Linked DNA regions of Homo sapiens: region 1 is linked to region 2. Evidence: read pairs that join two places in POLR2A ChIA-PET (ENCODE). Cell type or tissue: endothelial cell of umbilical vein. All regions are shown on one strand. Links, peaks and the distances in the headings refer to the core of each region. The heading gives the core; the rest is flanking DNA. Region 1 overlaps SGSM1 (small G protein signaling modulator 1). Region 2 overlaps KIAA1671.

What was found. ChIA-PET counts read pairs that join two places held together with the same protein. Peaks named below come from ENCODE experiments on the same cell type or tissue, not always from the same donor. Only the 100,000 strongest peaks of a DNase experiment are listed, where the experiment ranks them.
Region 1: POLR2A ChIA-PET joins it to region 2 with 5 read pairs; 3 of 35 experiments call an interaction of 5 or more read pairs at or near these places.

What each region holds. Positions count from the first base shown.
Region 1 is chr22:24,905,163-24,916,552 of GRCh38, reverse strand. SGSM1 (small G protein signaling modulator 1) reads right to left here. Exons shown (of 25, transcript NM_001098497.3): 21 at 11,366-11,390; 22 at 3,801-3,910. Among named protein-coding and RNA genes, the nearest start is that of LHFPL7, 36 kb to the left of the region's middle. RefSeq lists a silencer at 4,491-4,650. In endothelial cell of umbilical vein, for the core only: no CTCF peak of the experiment used is centred there; no DNase peak of the experiment used is centred there.
Region 2 is chr22:25,063,892-25,073,816 of GRCh38, reverse strand. All of the region lies in intron 6 of KIAA1671, which reads right to left. Among named protein-coding and RNA genes, the nearest start is that of KIAA1671-AS1, 44 kb to the left of the region's middle. RefSeq lists enhancers at 3,644-4,194, 6,739-7,298. In endothelial cell of umbilical vein, for the core only: no CTCF peak of the experiment used is centred there; a DNase peak (open chromatin) is centred at 3,426.

The sequences.
Region 1 (11,390 bases), core at 1,548-9,547, 160 kb after region 2:
CTAATTTTTGTTATTTTTAATAGAGACGGACGGGGTTTCACCATGTTGGCCAGGCTGGTCTTGAACTCCTGGCTTCAGATGATCCACCCGCCTTGGCCTCCCAAAGTGCTGGGATTACAGGAGTGAGCCACCGTGCCTGGCCTCGAACTAAGTTTTGATACATGCTACAATGCATCATACATACAGGATAAACCTTGACATCATTATACTAGGTAAAAGAAGCCAGTCACAAAAGGCCACATATTGTATGATTCCATTTACATGAAATGTTTAGAAAAGGCAAATCCACGGAAACAGAAAGTAGCTCCTTGGTTTTCAGGGGCTGGGGAGATGGAGGGGATGGGGAGTGGTTGTTAGTGAAGAATTTCTTTCTGGGGTAATGAAAATGTTCTGAAATTGGTGTTGTTGCATAACTCTGTGAATAAACGAAAAGCCACTGAATCGTACACTTCAAAAGGGTAAATTTTATGTATCTAAATTATATTTTAACAAAACTCTTATAAAAAAAAACAGATGGTGGACGAATACCTCCAGCTATTGGATATGCTATTCAGTGGGAAAAAAACATGTTTGAAAAATAATGTACAGAAAGAAAAGTATGTACAAATGACTCTAATTATGGAAAACATGTACATAGAAAATGGGCAAAGCATATGAATAGGCACTTCACAATCCAAATGAACCAAAAACTAGAAGATACTCAATTTCACTGTCAATCAAGACAATGCAAACAAAATCACAATGAAAAAAACTGAATGAAGAGGACATACTATTTGATCGCACAGCAGGGTAACTATGGTCAATAATAATTTCACTGTACATTTTAAAATAACTAAAAGTGTATAATTGGATTGTTTGGAGCACAAAGGATAAATGCTTGAGGGATTGGAAACTCTATTTTCCACAAACTCTATTTTCTTATTTCACATTGCATGCCTGTCTCAAAACAACTCATGTACTCCACATATATATACACCTATTATGTACCCACAAAAATTAAAAATAAAAAAAATTATAAATCACAATGGGATGCTCGATCATATCCAAGAGATTGGCAAAAATATATAAGTGTGACAATATCAAGTGAGGATGGTGTGTGTTGAAATCCTTACCATACTGCCCTGGAGCATTAAGAAACTAGTACAATCACTTTAAGAGTGATTCGGTTGTGCCTGATAAAACTGAGGATGTGCATTCCCTCTGCTCCAGCAATTGGACTCTGAGTAGATGCCCAAGCAAAGTTGTTGCGTGCATGCAGCAGGGATGCACACAAGAATTTCAGTGCAGCGCTGTTTGTTTATTTATTTATTTATTTATTTATTTTGAGACGGAGTCTCGCTCTGTCGCCCAGGCTGGAGTCCAGTGGCGCGATCTCGGCTCACTGCAAGCTCCGCCTCCCGGGTTCACACCATTCTCCTATCTCAGCCTCCGGAGTAGCTAGGACTACAGGCGCCCGCCACCGCGCCCAGCTAATTTCTTCGTATTTTTAGTAGAGACGGGGTTTCACCGTGTTAGCCATGATGGTCTCAATCTCCTGACCTCGTGATCCGCCCGCCTCAGCCTCCCAAAGTGCTGGGATTACAAGCGTGAGAAACCGTGCCCGGCCGCAGCACTGTTTATAAAGGCCAAAAACAAAACCCCAAATTCCCCAAAGCAAAAGCAAAACCAAACCAAATAAAAACAGCCTAAATGACCACCAACAGGAAAATGGATCCAAATCAAATGTGATAGAATGCGTTGTACTCCTAACACAAAAGACTGTACTTCCGGGAAAGAGGAATCAACTGCCCCGTGGTTGACGAGCCTCTCAAACTCCTTACTGAGTATAAAGACGAGCTGCACAAGAGTTCATACCATTTAAAATATTTATGTAAAGTGGGGAGTAAAGAAACAGAGTTGTATGCTGTTTAGGAATATATGCATATATTGTAAAAGAATTTTTAAAAATGCATTATAATGGTGAACATAGGAATCTGCAAAGTGCTTACCACTGGGAGGACAGGAGTGATGGGGAAAAGCCATCAAGAAGGGGTACACGAATAATGAAAAATCTATGGTTAATTTTTTTTTGGGGGGGGGGACAGAGTCTCGCTCTGTCACCCAGGTTGGTGTGCAATGGGGCTATCTCGGCTCATTGCAATCTCCACCTACCGGGTTCAAGCAATTCTCCTACCTCAGCCTCCTGAGTAGCTGTAGCTGGGATTATAGGCGTGTGCCACCACACCTGGCTAATTTTTGTATCTTTTTTTTTTTTTTTTTTGAGATGGAGTCTTGCTCTGTCGCCCAGGCTGGAGTGCAGTGGCGCCATCTCAGCTCACTGCAAGCTCTGCCTGCTGGGTTCACACCATTCTCCTGCCTCAGCCTCCTGAGTAGCTGGGACTTTAGGCACCCGCCACCAGGCCTGGCTAATTTTTTTGTATTTTTTTAGTAGAGACAGGGTTTCACCGTGTTAGCCAGGATGGTCGCGATCTCCTGACCTCGTGATCCGCCCGCCTCAACCTCCCAAAGTGCTGGGATTACAGGCTTGAGTCACTGCACCCGGCCAATTTTTTGTATTTTTAGTAGAGACAGTGTTTCACCGTGTTAGCCAGGATGATCTCGATCTCCTGACCTCGTGATCCACCCACCTCAGCCTCCCAAAGTGTTGGGATTACAGGCATGAGCCACCGCACCCCGGCCAATGTTTGTATTTTTAGTTAGAGATGGGGTTTCACCATGTTGGCCGGGCTGGTCTCAAACTCCTGACCTCAAGTGATCCGCCCGCCTCTGCCTCCCAAAGTGCTGGGATTACTGGCATGAACCACCACCCCAGGCCTATGGTTAATGTGTTATTTCTTGGGGAGGTGGGGGTGGAAACATGGGTGTTCATTATATTACTCTTTTACCTTTCTTATGTCCAAAATACTTTGTAGTATTTTAAAGTTCCACTAAAGAAGAAGTCAGAGCTAACTGTAGCCCCACTGCTAGTGTGTAGATAATAAAGCATCCATAATATTTACTCAAGTTAACACATTTGCATTCCTTCTAATCAAAGGGTTGAGTGTCTTAATTCCTCTGGGGAGTAGATATACCAATCGCTATGAATGCCAAAGAGCTAGCATTTATTACAATACTTCTCAAAATCGAGCTTGCACCAGAATTACCTGGAGAGCTTCATATGGCACAGACTCCTGGGCCCAACTCAGAGATTTTTATTCGGTGGAGGAAAGGTGCCCAGTAATTTGCACTTCTTTTTTTCTTTCTTTTTTTTTTTTTTTTTTGAGATGGAGTCTTGCTCTGTCGCCCAGGCTGGAGTGCAGTGGCTCGATCTCGGCTCACTGCAAGCTCTGCCTCCCAGGTTCACGCCATTCTCCTGCCTCAGCCTCCAGAGTAGCTGGGACTACAGGCACCTGCCTCCATGCCCTGCTAATTTTTTTTGTATTTTTAGTAGAGATGGGGTTTCACCGTGTTAGTAATTTGCACTTCTAACAAGTTGCCAGGTGAGGCTGATGTTGCCAGCCCGTGGACTATGCTCTGAGAGGCACTGACATGCACTGTGCTAAGCACTATAAAATCATTAGTTTACTTCATTTCCATGATAATTCTAATAATTTATTGGGACTCATATAAGTGAGAAAACCTATTTCCCAGATAAGAAAACTGAGGCCCACAGAGATAAGAGTATATGCTGAGTTTGTATGGCAGAAATACAAACCTGGATTCCAATCCAGGTGGGCTCTAAATAGCTCAGTCTGGAGCCACTAAGCTTTACTAACTGTTTCCCAAAAAAGTCCAAAGCAAGAATGGATGCTGGGTCATACCTGGATCAACGATCTCATGTTTGCAAAGTGCGTGTCCATGGCGCCTCCGTGGGGGAAGTTCTGGTTCATCCTCTTCATGAGCTCCGTGAAGCAGCTGAAGGCAAGGGCCTCTGAGAAAGCATCACAGAACAGTCAGATGCCCCGCTGCCCAAGTGATATGGTTCAGATGTTTGTCCTCTCCAAATCTCATGTTGAAATATGACCTCCAATGTTGGGGGTGGACCTTTTTTGTATTTTTAGTAGAGACGGGGTTTCACCGTGTTAGCCAGGATGGTCTTGATCTCCTGACCTCGTGATCTGCCTGCCTTGGCCTCCCAAAGTACTGGGATTACAGGCCTGAGCCACTGCACCTGGCCAAAAGGCTTTATTTTTCAGAAAAGTTTTGATTTACAGAAAAACTGAGAAGACAGGAAAGACTTCTCATGCACCCCACACGTGGTTTCCTCTATTAATATCTGGACATTAGCATGGTACATTTGTTGAACCAATACGGACACATTATGAACTAAAGTCCATATTGTATTCAGATTTCCTTAGCGTGTACTGAATGTCATTTTTCTGTTCCAAGCTCTCATCCAGAACAGCACATTACATCAATTGGTTATGTTCCCTTAAGCTCCTCTTGGCTGTCGCAGTTTCTCAGGCTTTTCTTGTTTTTGATGACCTTGATAGTTTTTTTTTTTTTTTCCTTTTTTTTTAAGACAGAATCTCGCTCTGTCGCCCAGGCTGGAGTGCAGTGGCGCAATCTTGGCTCACTGCAAGCTCCGCCTCCCAGGTTCACGCCATTCTCCTGCCTCAGCCTCCCAAGTAGCTGGGACTACAGGCGCCCGCCACCAAGCCCAACTAATTTTTTTGTCTTTTTAGTAGAGACGGGGTTTCACCGTGTTAGCCAGAATGGTCTCGATCTCCTGACCTTGTGACCTGCCTGCCTCAGCCTCTCAAAGTGCTGGGATTAAAGGCGTGAGCCACCGCGCCTAGAGACCTTGATAGTTTTGAGGCGTACTGGTCAGGTATTTTTGCAGGATGCTGCACTATTAGTAATGGAATTTATCTGATGCCTTTCTCATGGTAAGACTGGGCTATGGGTTATCGAGAGGAAAACCACAGAGGTAATGGGCCAGTTTAATCACATCATAAGGGTATATACTGTCACCATGATTTATGACTGCTGATGTTGGCCATGGTCACCTGGCTGAGGTCGTGTTTGTCAGGTTTCTCATCCCATCACTGCCTTCCATACTGCACTTTTTGGAAACAAGTCACTATGTGCAGTCCGTGTCTAAAGTGTAGGTAGTTGGCCAGGCATGGTAGTTCATGCCTGTAATCCCAGCTACTCGGGAGGCTGAGGGAGAAGAATTGCTTGAACCTGGGAGGCGGAGATTGCAGTGAGCTGAGATGGCACCATTGCACTCCAGCCTGGGCAACAAGAGTGAAACTCCATCTCAAAAAAAAAAAAAAAAAAAGTGGGGAATTATGCTCCCCATTTATTATGTATTTATTTATTTAATTAATTTTTGAGACAGGGTCTCATTCTGCCACCCAGGCTGGAGTGCAGTGGCACAATCACGGCTCACTGCAGCCTCGACCTTGGCAGCCTCAAGTGATCCTCCTGCCTCAGCCTCCTGAGTAGCTGGGACCACAGGTGTCTGCCAACACACCTGGCTAATTTTTCTATTTTTTGTAGAGGTGACGTTTCACCATGTTGCCCAGGCTAGTCACAATCTGCCCACCTCCACCTCCCAAAGTGCTGAGGTTACAGGCTGAGCCACCACGCCTTGCCTATTTATTTTATTTTATTTATTTATTTTGAGACAGAGTCTTGCTGTGTCACCAAGGCTGGAGTGCAGTGGCACGATCTTGGCTCACTGCAACCTCTGTCTCCTGGGTTCAAGTGTTTCTCCTGCCGCAGCCTCCCGTGTAGCTGGAATTACAAGTCCCCACCACAATGCCTGGCTAACTTTTGTATTTTTAGTAGAAATGGGGTTTCACCATGTTGGCCAGGCTGGTTTCCAACTCCTGACCTCAAGTGATCCACCTGCCTCGGCCTTCCAAAGTGCTGGGATTACAGGTGTGAGCTACTGGGCCTGGACTTATTTATTACATTTTAGAGACAGAGTCTTGCTGTCCCCCAGGCTTGGAATGCAGTGGCATGATCATAGCTCACTGCAACCTCCAACTCCTGGGCTCAAGCAATCCTCTTGTCTTAGCCTCCTGAGTAGCTGGGACTGCAGGTGTGCACCACCATGCCCAGCTAATTTTTAAATTTTTATAGAGATGGAGTCTCACTATGTTGCTCAGGCTGGTCTCAAACTCCTGATCTCAAGCAATCCTCCTGCCTCCCAAAGTGCTAGGATTATAGGTGTGAGCCATTGCACCCAGCCCCCATTTTTTTAACAGGTTTATTGAGATTCTCATATAAAATTCACCCTTTAAATGTACCACTTAGTGGTTTTAGTACATTCACAATGTTGTGCAATCACCACTATTAGTTCCAGAACATTTCTTTACCCCCCCAACCCCAAAATCCCTATATCAATGAAGCAGCAACTTCACATCTCTTTCTCCCCCAAGTCCCTGTCAACGACTAGTCTTTCTGTCTCCATGGATTTGTCTATTCTGGACATTTCATATAAATGGAATCACACCATTTGTGAACTTTTGTGTCTGGCTTCTTTCACTTAGCATTATGTTTTCAAGGTTCACCCACATTGTAGTTTGCATCAGAACATCATCCTTTTTTTGCCAAATAATATTCCATTGTATGGATATACCACATTTTGTTTATGCATTCATAATTTGATGGACATTTGGACTGTTTCCACTTTTTTGGGTATTATGAATAATGCTATTATGAACATATATGTACAGGTATTTGTATGCACATATATTTTCAATTCTCTTAGGCATATATCTACGGATGAAATTGCTGGGTCGTATGATAACTCTATGTTTATTACTATGAGAAACTGCCAGACTGTTTTTTAAAGTGGCCAAACCAGCCAGGCATGGTCGCTCACGCCTGTAATCCCAGCACTTTGGGAGGCCAAGGTGGGTGGATCACCTGAGGTCAGGAGTTCGAGACCAGCATGGCCAGCATGGTGAAATCCCGTCTCTACTAAAAATACAAAAATTAGCCAGATGTGGTGGTGGGCGCCTGTAATCCCAGCTACTTGGGAGGCTGAGGCAGGAGAATTGCTTGAACCCAGGAGGTGGAGGTTGCAGTGAGCTGAGATGGTGCCATTGCACTCCAGCCTGGGTGACAGGATGAGACTCCATCTGAAAATAATAATAATAATAATAAATAAATAAATAATAAAGTGGCCAAACCATTTTACAATTCCACCAGCAATGTCCAAAGCTTCCAATTTCTCCATATTCTTATCAACCCGTGATTTTCTATTGTTTTGATTCTAGCCATCCCAGTGTATATGAAGTGGTATCTCACTGTGGTTTTGATTTCCATTTTCCTAATGAGTAACGATGTAGAACAGCAGTCCTCAACTTTTTTGTTACCAGACACCAGTTTCCTGGAAGACAATTTTTCCATGGACAGGGAGTGGAGTCGGGGGGATGGTTTCTGGATGAAACTGTTCCACCTCAGATCATCAGGCATTAGATATTCAGAAGGAGTGCACAACCTAGACCCCTCACATGCACAATTCACAATAGGGTTCACGCTCCTATGAGAATTTAATGCCACCGCTGATATGACAGGAGGAGGGAGGTGGAGCTCAGGCTGTAATGCTCACTAGCCTACTGCTCACCTCCTGCCGTGCGGCAAGGTTCCTGTCTGTGGCACAGGGCTTGGGGCCCCGATGTAGAGCATCCCTTAATGTGCTTATTGGCCATTTGCATATTAGCCATTTGCATATCTTCAATTCTATTGAGAAATGTCTATTCAAATCCCTCACCCACTTTAATCAGGTTGTCTTTCTTTCTTTTTTTTTTTTTGAGATGGAGTCTCGCTCTGTCGCCCAGGCTGGAGTGCAGTGGCGCGATCTCGGCTCACTGCAAGCTCTGCCTCCTGGGTTCATGCCATTCTCCTGCCTCAGCCTCCCGAGTAGCTGGGACTACAGGCGCCCGCCACCACGCCCAGCTAATTTTTTGTATTTTTAGTAGAGACAGGGTTTCACCATGTTAGCCAGGATGGTCTCGATCTTCTGACCTCGTGATCTGCCCGCCTCGGCCTCCCAAAGTGCTGGGATTACAGGCGTGAGCCACCGCGCCTGGCCAGGTTGTCTTTTTACCGTTGAATTGTAAGAGTTGTTTATATATTTTGGTTACAAGTCCTTTATCACGCATATGACTTGCAAATATTTTCTTCTAGTCTTTGGGTTCTTTCCACTTTCTTGATGGTGTTCTTTGAAGTACAAAAGTTTTTAATTTTGATGAAGTCTAATTTGCCTATTTTTTCTTTCTTTATGTTTTTGGTGTCATATCTAAAAAAAATTCCCTAGCCCAAGGTGACAAAGATTTACTCCTGTTTTAAATTTTACAGTTTTAGTTCTTACATTTAGGTCTATGATCCATTTTGAGTTAGTTTGTTGTATGTGGTGTGAGGTAAGGGTTCAACTTCAATCTTTTGCATATGTCTGTCCAGTAGTTCTTGCACCATAAGTTGAGAAGACTGTTTTTCCTCACTGAGTTGAATTGTCTTAGTATCTCTGTCAAAATCAATTGACCATCAATGTAAGGGCTTACTTATGGGCTCTCAATTCTATTCCATTGATCTACATGTTGATCCTTACAGAAATATCACTATTTTAAGTATCTTTGTAGTAGGTTTTGAAATCAGGTACTGTGAGTCCTGCAACATCTTTTTTTTTTTTTTTTTTTTTTTTGAGATGGCGTCTTGCTCTGTCACCTAGGCTGGAGTGCAGTGGCGCGATCTCAGTTCATTGCAAGCTCCGCCTCCCGGGTTCATGCCATTCTCCTGCCTCAGCCTCCTGAGTAGCTGGAACTACAGGTTCCTGCCACTGTGCCCAGCTAATTTTTTGCATTTTTAGTAGAGATGGGGTTTCACCATGGTCTCGATCTCCTGACCTCGTGATCTGCCCACCTCAGCCTCCCAAAGTGCTGGGATTACAGGCGTGAGACACTGCGCCCGGCCAACATATCCTTTTAAAAATTGTTTTGGCTATTCTAAATCCCTTGAATTTCCATATCAACTTTAGGGTCAGCTTGTTAATTTTTGCAAAAAAACCAAAAAACCAAAAAAAACAACAACAAAAAACAAAGGCAGCTGGGATTTTTGACAGAGATTGCACTGACTTTACAGATCATTGGAGAGCATTGCTACCTTAACAACACTAAGTCTTCCAATCCATGAATATGAGATATCTTTCCATTTATTTGGGTTTTTAAAATTTATTTCAACAATGCCTTGTAGTTTTCAATGTACAAATCTTGCATTTCTGTTAAGTTTACTCATAAGTATTGTATTCTTTTATTTATTTATTTATTTATTTATTTATTTATTTATTTATTTATTTGAGATGGAGTTTTGCTCTTGTCACCCAGGCTGGAGTGTAATGGCGCAATCTCAGCTCACTGCAACCTCCACCTCCCAGGTTCAAGCAATTCTCCTGCCCCAGCCTCCCAAGTAGCTGGGATTACAGGCACCCGCCACGATGCTGGGCTAATTTTTGTATTTTTAGTAGAGACAGGGTTTCACCATGTTGGCCAGGCTGGTCTCGGACTCCTGACCTCAGGTGATCCACCCACCGAGGCTCCCAAAGTGATGGGATTACAGGCGTGATCCACCATGCCCGGCCTATTTATTTATTTTTTATTTTACTTTTTGAGATGGAGTCTCACTCTGTTGCCCAGGCTGGAGTGCAGTGGTGCAATCTCAGCTCACTCCAACCTCTGCCTCCCAGGTTCAAGCAATTCTCCTGCCTCAGCCTCCCAAGTAACTGGAATTAGAGGCATGCGCCACCACGCCTGGCTATTTTTGTTTACTTTTTTTTATGTTTTATTTTTAGTAGAGACTGGGTTTCACCTTGTTGGTCAGGCTGGTCTCAAACTCCTGACCTCAGGTGATCCACCCGCCTTGGCCTCCCGAAACGCTGGGATTACAGGCATGAGTCACTGCACCCAGCCAGTACTGTATTCTTCTAGATGCTATTGCAAATAAAATTGTTTTCCTAATTTCATTTTGGGATTGTTCATTTCAAGTGTATGGAAATACAAGAGACTCTTGTTTATTGATCTTATATCCTGCAACCTTGATACACTTATCAGTTTTAATTATTTTATTCCTTAAGATCTTCTATACGCAAAATCACATCATCTGTGAACAAAGATAGTTTTACTTTCTTTCCAATCTGAATTACTTTTATTTCTTTTTCTTTCTTAATTGCCCTGGCTAGAACCTTTGGCGGCAAAAATAGACATACTTGTCCTGTTCCTGCTCTCAGGGAGGAAGTGTTCAGTTTTTCACCATTGAGTATGATGATATTTGTGAGGTTTCCATAAATGCCCTCTATCGTGTTTAGTTTCCTTCTATTCCTAGTTTGTTGAATGTTTTTATTATGAAAGGGTGTTGGATTTTGTTGTGTTTTTCTGTGTCAATTGATATGATTGTGTGGGTTTTTCCCTTTATTTTAGTAATGTAGTGAATTAAATTGATTGATTTTTGCATGTCAAACCATCCTTGCATTCTGGAGATAAGCCCTACTTGGTCATGGTGTATAAGCTTTTTTATATCTTGGTGAATTAAGTTTATTGGTATTTTGTTGAGGATTTCTGCATTTGTATTATTGAAGGATATTGGTGTGTAGTTTTCTTGTTATGTCTTTGTCTGTTATTGGTATCTGGGTGCCAATGAGACACCCAGTCCTCATATGAGGTCTGGCTTTATTGAATGAGTTAAGAAGCATTCCTTCCTTTTCTACGTTTTTGAAGAGTTCACGAAGAATTGGCATTAATCCTTCTTTTCTTCTTTTCTTTTTTTTTTTTTTTTGAGACAGAGTCTTGCTGTGTCTCCCAGGCTGGAGTACAGTGGTGTGATCTCGGTTCACTGCAAGCTCCACCTCCCGGGTTCACGCCATTCTCCTGCCTCAGCCTCCTGAGTAGCTGGGACTACAGGTGCCTGCCACCACGCCTGGCTAATTTTTTTTTAATTTTTAGTAGAGACAGGGTTTCACCGTGTTCACCAGGATGGTCTCGATCTCCTGACCTTGTGATCCGCCCGCCTCAGCCTCCCAAAGTGCTGGGATTACAGGCGTGAGCCACTGTGCCCGGCTGGCATTAATTCTTCTTTAAATGTTTCATAGAACTCACCAGTGAAGCCGTCTGGGTTTGTTTTTTGTTTTGTTTGTTTGTTCTCATTCATATTCATATAATCAGTGGTTAGCAAAGGCCTGTCTGGGTGTTGAGTATGGGGCACCATGGAATATAAGGACTTTTTTATTTCACTAGGATCTTGATGTGTTCACCAGACAGGCCTTCAGAGCACCTGGCTGGAGCCACATTCTACAGAGTCACAAAGTGAGATTAAGCCTTCTGCCATGCAGTGGAAAGGAAATGCACCCTCAGCCCTAGGGCAGTAAAGACACACTCACCATCATCCAGAATGACCAGCAGTGG
Region 2 (9,925 bases), core at 91-8,090:
GAGGCTGAGACAGAATTGCTTGAACCTGGGAGGCAGAGGTTGCAGTGAGCCAAGATCATGCCACTGCACTCCTGCGTGGGCAACAGAGCAAGACTACCTAAAAAACAAACAAACCCAGAATGGGGCAGAGGGGTGTAGGGGGAGGAATGGAAAGATGTTAAAGGGTACAAAGTTGCAGTTCTAAAGGATGAGTATGTCTAGAGACCTGAAGCATAGTGACTATAGTTAATGGTATTGTATTATATACTGGAAATTTGTTGAGAGAGTAGATCTCAGGTGCTCTTACCAGTCTATAAATAAAAGGTGACTATGAGAGGAGATAGGTATGTTAATTTGCTTGACTGCAGTACTAATTTCACTATGTATATGTATATATACCAAAACATCTGGTTGCACACTTTAAATGTATACAACATTTTAAAATTTATTTAAAACTTTAAAAATTTGCAGGCTGGGTATGGTGGCTCACGCCTGTAGTCCCAGCACTTTGGGAGGCTGAGGTGGGAGGATCGCTTGAGCTCCAGAGTTTAAGACAAGCCTGGGCAACATAGTGAGGCCACATCTCTATAAAAAGTTAAAAAATTAGCTGGGCATGATGGCACGCACCTGTAGTCCCAGCTACTCTGGAGGCTGAGGTGGGAGGATCACTTGAGCTCAGGAGGACAAGGCTGCAGTGAGCTATGATCATTCACTGCACTGCAGCCTGGGTGACAGAGTGAGACCCTATCTCTAAAAACAGACAAACAAAAAGGTAGAATAACAGGACAAAGAATGCAGAAGGGAAGGGGGTCATTCACCAGGGAAGACCCTAGTGAATGGGCAACATTACCAGGGCCCAGGGGCAGTGAGGAGGGGCCCATGCTGAAGAAATGATGGATGAACGCATGTTCAAGCTATGCGAAGCTACAGGAGTGGCAGGGGAGCGAGCACCTCCACCTGGCTCTCTGCAATTATTCCTGGTTAGCTGGTCACCAAATCTGACGGTGGCCTCCTGGGAAGCAGGAGGAACTGACATTCTGGGAGCAGCTTCTAGGTTTCAGAAATGAGCTAGAGAATTCAAAGGAATTGCCCCAAGAAGCAAATCAGGAAGGCAGCGGGGCCTCGCTTTGCAGATGAGGAAGCTGAAGTTTGGGAAGCTGAAATGGACTTCCCAAGGCCACGGGGCTTCCTCAGAATCCAGGTCCACATTCCCAAGCTTCCTTGAGAGGTCAAGCAAGAGTTTCCAGTTTAGAAGTGCAGACACCTGGGCTAATCTAAGATCCCGGTCTTGTTAACACGTGTGCCAGGCTGTCTTCAGTGACTCAGAGAGACAGAGAAATTGTGGGTAATTTGCAAAACCAGCGGTGGGCCTATGTGGCTCCTCACTCCCCCAGGACCTGGTCACCCACAGAAAGCAGCGGACAAATGAAAATCTCTCTCATTATCACATCTAGGAAAGACTTTCTAAACTGCCTCATCCTACCTCTTCATGGTCCAGATGGGGAAACCAAGGCCCAGAGAGGAAAAGACTTGCCCAAGGTCACTAGAGAGGTGGGACACAGCCAGGTGAGGAGCTGTGACTCTGTCACTCCACAAAGCTGCCCCTAGGAGGCTGAGGGCATTACTGCCCAGCCTCTACTGGCCAGGATGAGCTTAGGCCAGTACCTGGAATGTACCATGGGCATGCCATGGGCTCTTGCTCTTTCTGACATCCACCCCAGCCCTTTGCACATGCTGTTCCCTCTGCCTGGCACACACTTCCCTGGACCCCTACCCTAGCATCAACTGCCAGCTCCTAGGCATCCTCCAGCACTCAGCTTCCTTGGGGAGGCTCTCCTGGCCCCTGCACCCCAACGAGACCATATCCCTTGAGGCACTGTGCACCACCCCCATCCTAACACATACATGGTCCTTGTTTCAGTTCCTTGAGCAAAGTCCAAATTCTCACCAGACTAAGTTCCATGCGGTCAGGGGACCATGCCGTCTTGCTCCTATATTCCAAGTATCTGGCGCTAGCTCCAAACTACTGCTGGTAAGTGTGTGCTGAATGAACATGAGATCGTAGCCATTTGTCAATGAGTTCAACACCTATGCCAAGCTCTAAGTTCTGGGGACCGTGGACTGTATCTTAGTCATCTCTGCATCTCCAGCATGGAGCCCAGAGCCCAACACGCAGCCAGGCACATCAAGGTTATCCAGACCTTGCAAACCACACAATTCAAAAATACGATTATTGGAGACTTCTTTTCTTCTTTGTGCCTGTCTGAATTTTCCATATCTTTTTACCATGCACATGCATTATTTTTGTAATTAAAACATCAATCAATCAATCAATCAATGTTGCCTTACATTTATTATATAAGAATGTTCATAGGCCAATGATTGAACAATATGGACTGGGGGGATCTCCTGTTTCCCCACTGCTCTGGGGGGCTCAGGAGGGAGGTGAGACACTCTGGGACTGGCGGCTAAAAGGCAATGTTTCCTAAAGTTGTATTTTTAGGAGCGCTGGAAAATTCTCTGGGCAAGAAGGCATCTGAAGTATTTGCAAACACTCAGCAATGGGAAAGATAATATTTCCTAAGACTTTCCCTTTTGGGTGTGCTGAAACCAGTGGCAAATATTCTGGAAAACTCTGAGACCAGCCCATGACAATTCTTCGGTAAGTCCCTCTATTCCCAGAGCCCTGATGGATGTCACACAACCCAGAATCACCTACACCCACTCCTTATTTCACAGAGGAGGAAACAGAAACCCAGAGAGGAGAAGTAACTTGCCCAGGCACAGAAAACAGACCAGTTGCGAAGTCAAAGTGAGACCTGAAAGCATTTTATACCTCACAAAGCACTTCTGCACAGCTTCCCTGACTTTGGCATTTCATCAGAAAATGTTCTGGTTTTTTTCCTCTGTTATCCAGAGGAGACAGCACAGTGTGAGTGTTAGTGGGGAAGGGGTCCCAACTTCTTCTATCACTGTGTAGGTTCAGGAAAAGGAAAGCAAAATCTATTATTTTCATCCCATAGAAGACAGACATTCTTACACACACAGAGGCAAGAGGGATGTAATTTCAGAATAAAGAATAGTCCTTTAAATCAAATAAATGTTGCTTTCTGAAAAACTCACTGAAGTGGTTCTCGTTCTTCCTGTTTTCTTGAGGACTGGAGGAAAGCCCACATCGGATCCAGGATCTTCATTCCTGTTCAGGAGTCTCAGCTCTTCCTACAAACCTGTGCTACCTCCCAAACCAAGCCCGTTTCCTTTTTCCCCAACATTCTCTCTTCCTTGTAACCTCCACCATTTCTTAAAGAAAACAGAGACATTGCTAACCAGACACAGCCAAAAAGCAAAGTTGACAGGAAGCAGGAGGAGAGGGAAAGGACGTGACCCCGTCCTGGAGCCTGCACTGCCCCCCGCCACTCACCCAGAGGTAGCGCAAGAGCTTCAGCAGGCTGGGGCAGTAGTAATACTCCATTTCCAGCACCCAGAGGTTATGTGGTGAGCACAGTACGGTTTCCAGCTTTCCTCTAGCGGGAGCGGCTCTTCTCACTCCTGTCACGCTGGAGTCAAGTTCAAGGCGGCATAAATCATTCAGAAGCCGGCTCACGGCCAGGGGACCAGCCAGTCGGCTCCACTAATGGCCACGGCTGCCTGGGGAACTGAGAAGCCACCACTCGGTCCTATGAGCCCCGCCCGGGGCATCTCTGGCTTCTCGTCCAGTGGGGCGGGTCCAGGGGTGGATCCTTCTGAACCCAGCTGCCTGGACCCTCACCCTCCCGGGAGCCGTAGGCACGGAGGGTTTTAGGGTTTTCAGTTGTACGGCAAGAAGGCAAGAAGAGAGAAGGTGATGCCCGGGAACTGAATGTGTGCACGCGTGTGTGTGTGTGTTTATGCATGAAGGAGTGTGTGTGTACATGCTTTTACGTGGAGTCAAGTATGTGTGCATGTGTGCATACGAGTGTGTTTTGTGCATGTGTGGACTGACTGTGTGCTGTGCGTGTGAGCCCAAATGTATGTGGTTCCTCCTCCCCAAACCACATGAGGAGAAGGAGGCCCTGCCACTCGTTACAGGGAAGGAAATCAACTCAGGATCCCATTGGTTTACCGGGCTCCTTTGATGTCAGTCATGTTCCTTTTAAACTCAGCTAAGCTTCTGATCCCCCCAGAAGGAGGGTGTGGCCATCCCCATTTTACAGAGAGGAAAACCGAGGCCCAGAGAAGTCAAGGGACTTGGCCAAGGTCACGCGGTGAGTTGGTAGCTAAAGCAAGGCTGGAACCCAGGCCTCCCAGCCATGATTCCTGGGCCCGTCCACTCCTGTGGACACCCAGCCCAGCATGGGGAGTGGGGTGCTGGCAAAGGGAGGGATCAGCTCCCTGAGGCACCAGCTGCCAGCTGCACCAGGTGGGGAGTGAGGAGAATGTCAATTTTCAGAGATTAAAATGCAATAAAAGCACACCTCGGGCAAATCCAAGGCAAACTTTCCCAGATGTTTCCTTCAAAAGAGCATGATTTTAGCAAGTCACCTCATCCTCCTGAGCCTCAGTTACCCCTTCTGTAAAATGCGACAAATTATCCCTGTGTTCAGGGCTTTGAGGATTCAACAAGGTAGAATCCTGCCAAACCATCTAGTTTAGTTTTCATGGTCATATCATGAGGGCAGTATCATCACTTCTACTGTCCAGATGAGGAAACCAAAACTCACAGGGTCAAAAGAGGTTCCTGAGGTGAGCAGCAGCTAAACAGTGAGACAGGGATTCAAATACAAGCCAGACGCTCCTGGATCCCCTACTCAACACCTGCTCCTCATAAGCCGAGGCCATAACCCAGAGACTCCGGCAAGTGAGCGCCGGATGCAAGACAGCTGTGCTTCTGAGGCAAGGTCCTTCTCACTGCTGAGAGGGGAAAACTGAGGCGGGGGAGGTGTTCACAGAGGCACCAGGCAGAGGCCCTGGGTTCTGCACCAGGCTCCCGCCCCCAGGCTGGAGCTTGGCACACTGACTGCCCCAGCAACATCCTGGGCCCATCTGTGCTGCATCCTTCAGCCTCACCACTGGACACCAGGCAGAGCATCTAACAGGAAACTCACTTAAATAAGGAGAGGGTGGGCTGGGCACGGTGGCTCACGCCTGTAATCCCAGAACTTTGGGAGGCCAAGGTGGGCAGATCATGAGGTCAGGAGATCGAGACCATCCTGGCTAACACGGTGAAACCCCGTCTCTACTAAAAATATAAAAAATTAGCCGGCCGCGGAGGCGGGCGCCTGTAGTCCCAGCTACTCGGGAGGCTGAGGCAGGAGAATGGCGTGAACCCGGTAGGCGGAGCTTGCAGTGAGCCGAGATCGTGCCACTGCACTCCAGCCTGGGTGACAGAGTGAGGCTCTGTCTCAAAAAAAAAAACAACAAAAAAACAAAAAACAAGGAGAGGGTGCTGGGTGCAGCAGCTGAGAAAACCACGGGGTAGCTTCAAAGCTCTTCAGAGGCAGGCCTGTGGTTTCATTGATTCTCAGCGCCCCACTCCCAGCAGGCACTGGGTCTCAGCTGCTCGCTGCCTGACAAGTCAGGGGTTGGCCCCAGCGATGGCAGAGCCAGGGACTGGCAGCACAGTCAGAAGGCCGGCCCTGCTCCCTGATGGCACAGTCGGAAGGCTGGCCCTGCTCCCTGACGGCACAGTCGGAAGGCCGGCCCTGCTCCCTAACTGCCAGACAGTACAGCTGAAAAGCCAGCCCTGCTCACCAGCTGACAGTACCAGTCAGAGGACAGCCCCAGCTGACAGCATAGCCAGAGCACTGGGTCCTGCTGACCGACAAAAGTGCAGCAAAAGGGCTGGTTCCTCTGCACTGGCGGCACCGCTGGAGGGATGATGCCAGCTGCCTGGCTGTACCCCTGGCGCTGCGTGTCCTGGCTGACTGGCTGATGAGTGTCAAGTCTGGGGTTAGGCCCCGCTAACTGAGGGATTAATAGAAGTGGGGCATGCAGCGCTCGCGGCTGCCCTACTGAATGACTGTTGCCATAAACACAGGGGCCCGCCAGGGCCTTTCTGACACCCCTTGGCTGACAGGGGCCACAGTCAGCATGGAGGCTGCTAAGGGTTGACTGTCTGGTCTCCTATCAGCCCAGGACAGAGAAATGCCCGGAGAGAAAGGGGCTGGAAGGAGGCAGACAGGATGCCAGAGACAGGCGGGATGGAGAGAGGAAGAGAGGATGGCAGGCCAGGCGCAGGGCAGAGGGAGGAAGGTGGGAGGAAGGAGAAGGAAGTTACAGGCAGGAAAGGCATGAGACAGGGAGGGAAGGGCAAGACAGGGAACACAGAGGGTGAAAGGAGAAAAAGAGAAAGACGAGAGACATGGAGGGAGAGGAGAGGGAGATGGGTGGGGTAGGGGTTCTGATGGGAGAGCGACAGGCAGGGCAAGGGATGAACCCCAAAGGAAGTCAGAGAAAGTAAGCCAGACTGATGGCCCGGGAGGCGGGCAGGGACAAAGAGCACCAGGAACAGCCGGGGAGAAAGCTGGAGGTGGCAGTGACAATGGTGACAGGGCAGGGGGCTAAGAATAAAAAGAGACGTTCAAAGGTCCAAGACCCGGCGAGTCCAAGGTGGAGACAGAGCCAATCTAGGACCAGGTGGGGGGTGTGGGGAGGGGAGCACCGCTGGGCAGGTGCCAACAATGGAGACCCCCAAGTCCCCATCTCCCAACCAGAGGTGGTCAGACGCACCAGGGCACACCCCCAGGAGAAGCTGCCCCCAGTGCCCAGTCCTGGTTATCCTGCTCTGGCCGCCCTGACCACCACCCTGACCCGTGGGCCGAGGCAGCCCGGGGAGTGTGGCTGCATCAGAAGTCAGAGGCTGACGAAGTGGAACAGTGTCCTCTCTTCCCGCCCCCAGGGGCCCTTCTCCATGGCAGGGGGCCACCTGCAAGCACAGATGTGACCGAGGCACTCCACACACACATCTTAGATGCTTTCCTTGCTTCCTCATCACTCTTGGGAGAAAATCCAACCTGTTCCCTCCCACCCCAGGCCCCTGTGCACCTCCCACCACTTGACCCCACCCTGTGAGCCAGGCACCCATAAAGACTTTGCCCATGCTGTCGAAAGTAGGCTTCCTCCCCTAAGTGGGTTGAATGGAGACCCCTAAAAACATATGTCCACCTAGAACCTGCAAATGCGACCATATTTGGAAATGGTCTTTGCAGATGTCGAGGTTAAGGGTCATGAGGTGAGATCAGCCTGGATTCTCCAGGGCTATGGTTTGAATGTATGTGTTTCTCCAAAATTCATCAGCTGGAACTTAATTCCCAAGATGAGGGTGTTAAGAAATGGAACACTTGAGAGGTGATTAGGCCATGACAGCTCCACCCTCATGAGTGGAACTGATGCCCATATAAAAGGGCTTGAGGTCAGGCATGGTGGCTCACCCCTGTAATTCCAACATTTTGGAAGGCTGAGGTGGGAGGATCGTTTGAGGTGAGAAGTTCAAGACCAGCTTGGGCAACATCATAAGACCCTGTGTCTATAAAAAATGGAAAACTTAGCCTGGTGTGGTGGTGTGTGCCTGTAGTCTCAGCTACTCAGGAGGCTGAGGTAGGAGGATTGCTCAAGCCCAAGAGTTTGAGGCTGCAGTGAACTATGATTGCAATACTGCACTCCAGCCTGGATGACAGAGCCAGACCCTGTCTTTAAAAACAGTAATAAAAATAATTTTAAAACAAAAATAAAAGGGCTTGAAGGGGTGAGCTCACCCCTTCCATCCCCTCCCTCATTTCCACATGAGAAAACCTAGACAACACCATCTACAAGCAAGCAGGTCCTTGCCAGAAACCAAACCTGCTGGCACCTTGATCCTGGACTTCCCAGCCTCCAGAACTGTGAGAAATACATCTCTGTTTCTTTAAAGTACCCAGTCTCGATCAGGCGCAGTGGCTCACACTTGTAATACCAGCATTTTGTGAGGCCAAGGCAGGAGGATCACAAGGTCAGGAGTTCAAGACCAACCTGGACAATATGTTGAAACCCCGTCTCTACTAAAAAGTACAAAAATTAGCCGGGCGTGGTGGCAGGCACCTATAATCCCACCTACTCGGGAGGCTGAGGCAGGAGAATCGCTTGAATCCGGGAGGTGGAGGTTGCAGTAAGCCGAGATCGCACCACTGCACTCCAGCCTGGGCGACGAGCGAGACTGTCTCAAAAAAAAAAAAATAATAATAATAATAATAATTCTTTAAAAAAAGTTGAAAAATGGTAGTCCCCTTAGACATAATTTTGTTTGAGTGTTGTTTTTCTTTTTTGGGGGGAAAGAGGAAGGTGGTGCACCATTTTGTTTGAATTAGTTACTAACCAACATTTAAACATCAGAAGACTCGCATGTAGCAAGGCCATCTTCCAGCCTGTGAGAAGTGGCCCGCATTCCTATGTGGGGACGGGGCAGGAATGGCATGTGCCACCTGAGGAATGGCTCAGTGACATTCCTCCCACATCCCACAGCCCAGACATCCGAAATACTACTCTCCAGGACCCCAGGCGGCCACCCATTCCTCATGCTCTCCCTGTGGGCCTACTGTATGCCAGGCCCTGCTTTGGGAACTGACACCCTTTTTTTTCAGGTGCTCAGCCCCACCAGCACGTCATCCATCATCAATGCGTCTGTGGCCAGCAGCCTTGATTCCTGGCTCAGCCTTCAACACCCTTCACCATACAGCCGCCGCTTGCTGCCTCGCCAAACCAGCGCTCAAGCACACGTGGCTGCTCAGCCTCCCTGCCTATGCTCAGGCAGTGCCCTCTGCCAGGAATTCCTTTTCCTTCTGTGGACGTTCAACCATCTTTTAAACCTAATGCCAACGGCAAAAAATGAGTCACTGCGCCCTCTCTTCGGGTACAGTAGGATGTGCTGGGTGAGGATGGCCTGTCTTCCTCACAGGGCTGGGAGCTCCCCATGGGCAGAGCCTGGGTCCCAGGTTATCTCTGTGGTCTCGGGGCCTGGCACCAGCCAAGGGTTTAGTAGGTCCTCTGTAACTGTTCCCCAAAAGGCAGAGAATTCCCAGTTGTCCCAGCACCAGTCTTGCTCACAATGAAATCATCTTTAGATCTAGGCATGAAGATGGCAGACCCACTGTGTGCACTGCATTGTCGGCCACCAAAGGGGACCCAGGGAAGCCAGACATGTGCCCATCTTCAAGCAGTTTGTGATTCCCTGAAAGGTCAGGGCGCAGACAGAACAGGTTCCCAAAGAGGGAAACTGAGGACTAGGGAGAGGATGAGGTGTCTTATTACAGAGGCATCCCTGGGCCCAGGGGAAGGGTGTGGATGGAGTTAGATTGCCTCATTCCCACACTTGCTAGCTGGTTAATCTCTCTGGGCCCCCACTCCTTCACGTAAAATAAGGATGATGACAGTGCCTGCCCCCGCAGGGTCGCTGGGAGGCATGAATGAGGTACTACGTACAAAGTGTTCAGAATCCAGTACACAGTAAGGGCTCAACACATCTTATGCGGGGTGCAGTGGCTCACGCCTGTAATCCCAGCACTTTGGGAGGCCAATGTGGGTGGATCACTTGAGGTCAGAATTTTGAGACCAGCCTGGCCAACAGAGCGAAACCCCGTCTCTACTATAACAAAAATTATCCAGGCATAGTGGCACATGCCTGTAATCCCAGCTATTCGGGAGGCTGAGGCTGGAGAATTGCTTGAACCCAGGAGGCAGAGGCTGCAGTGAGCCGAGATTGCGCCTCTGCACTCCAGCCTGGGTGACAGAGCGAGACTCCATCTCAAAAAACAAACAAACAAACACAAAAAACAAACAAACAAAACAAACAAAAAAAATCTTAGCTGTGAGTGCCTGGTCGTGTTAGGGAAGCAGGCGCCTGGTAGAGCCAGAGTAAGGCCATGTTCAATTCGACTCCATCTTAAGACTAAAAAGCCACATTCCTTGCTGGTCACAAGATAGTCATGGGATGTTT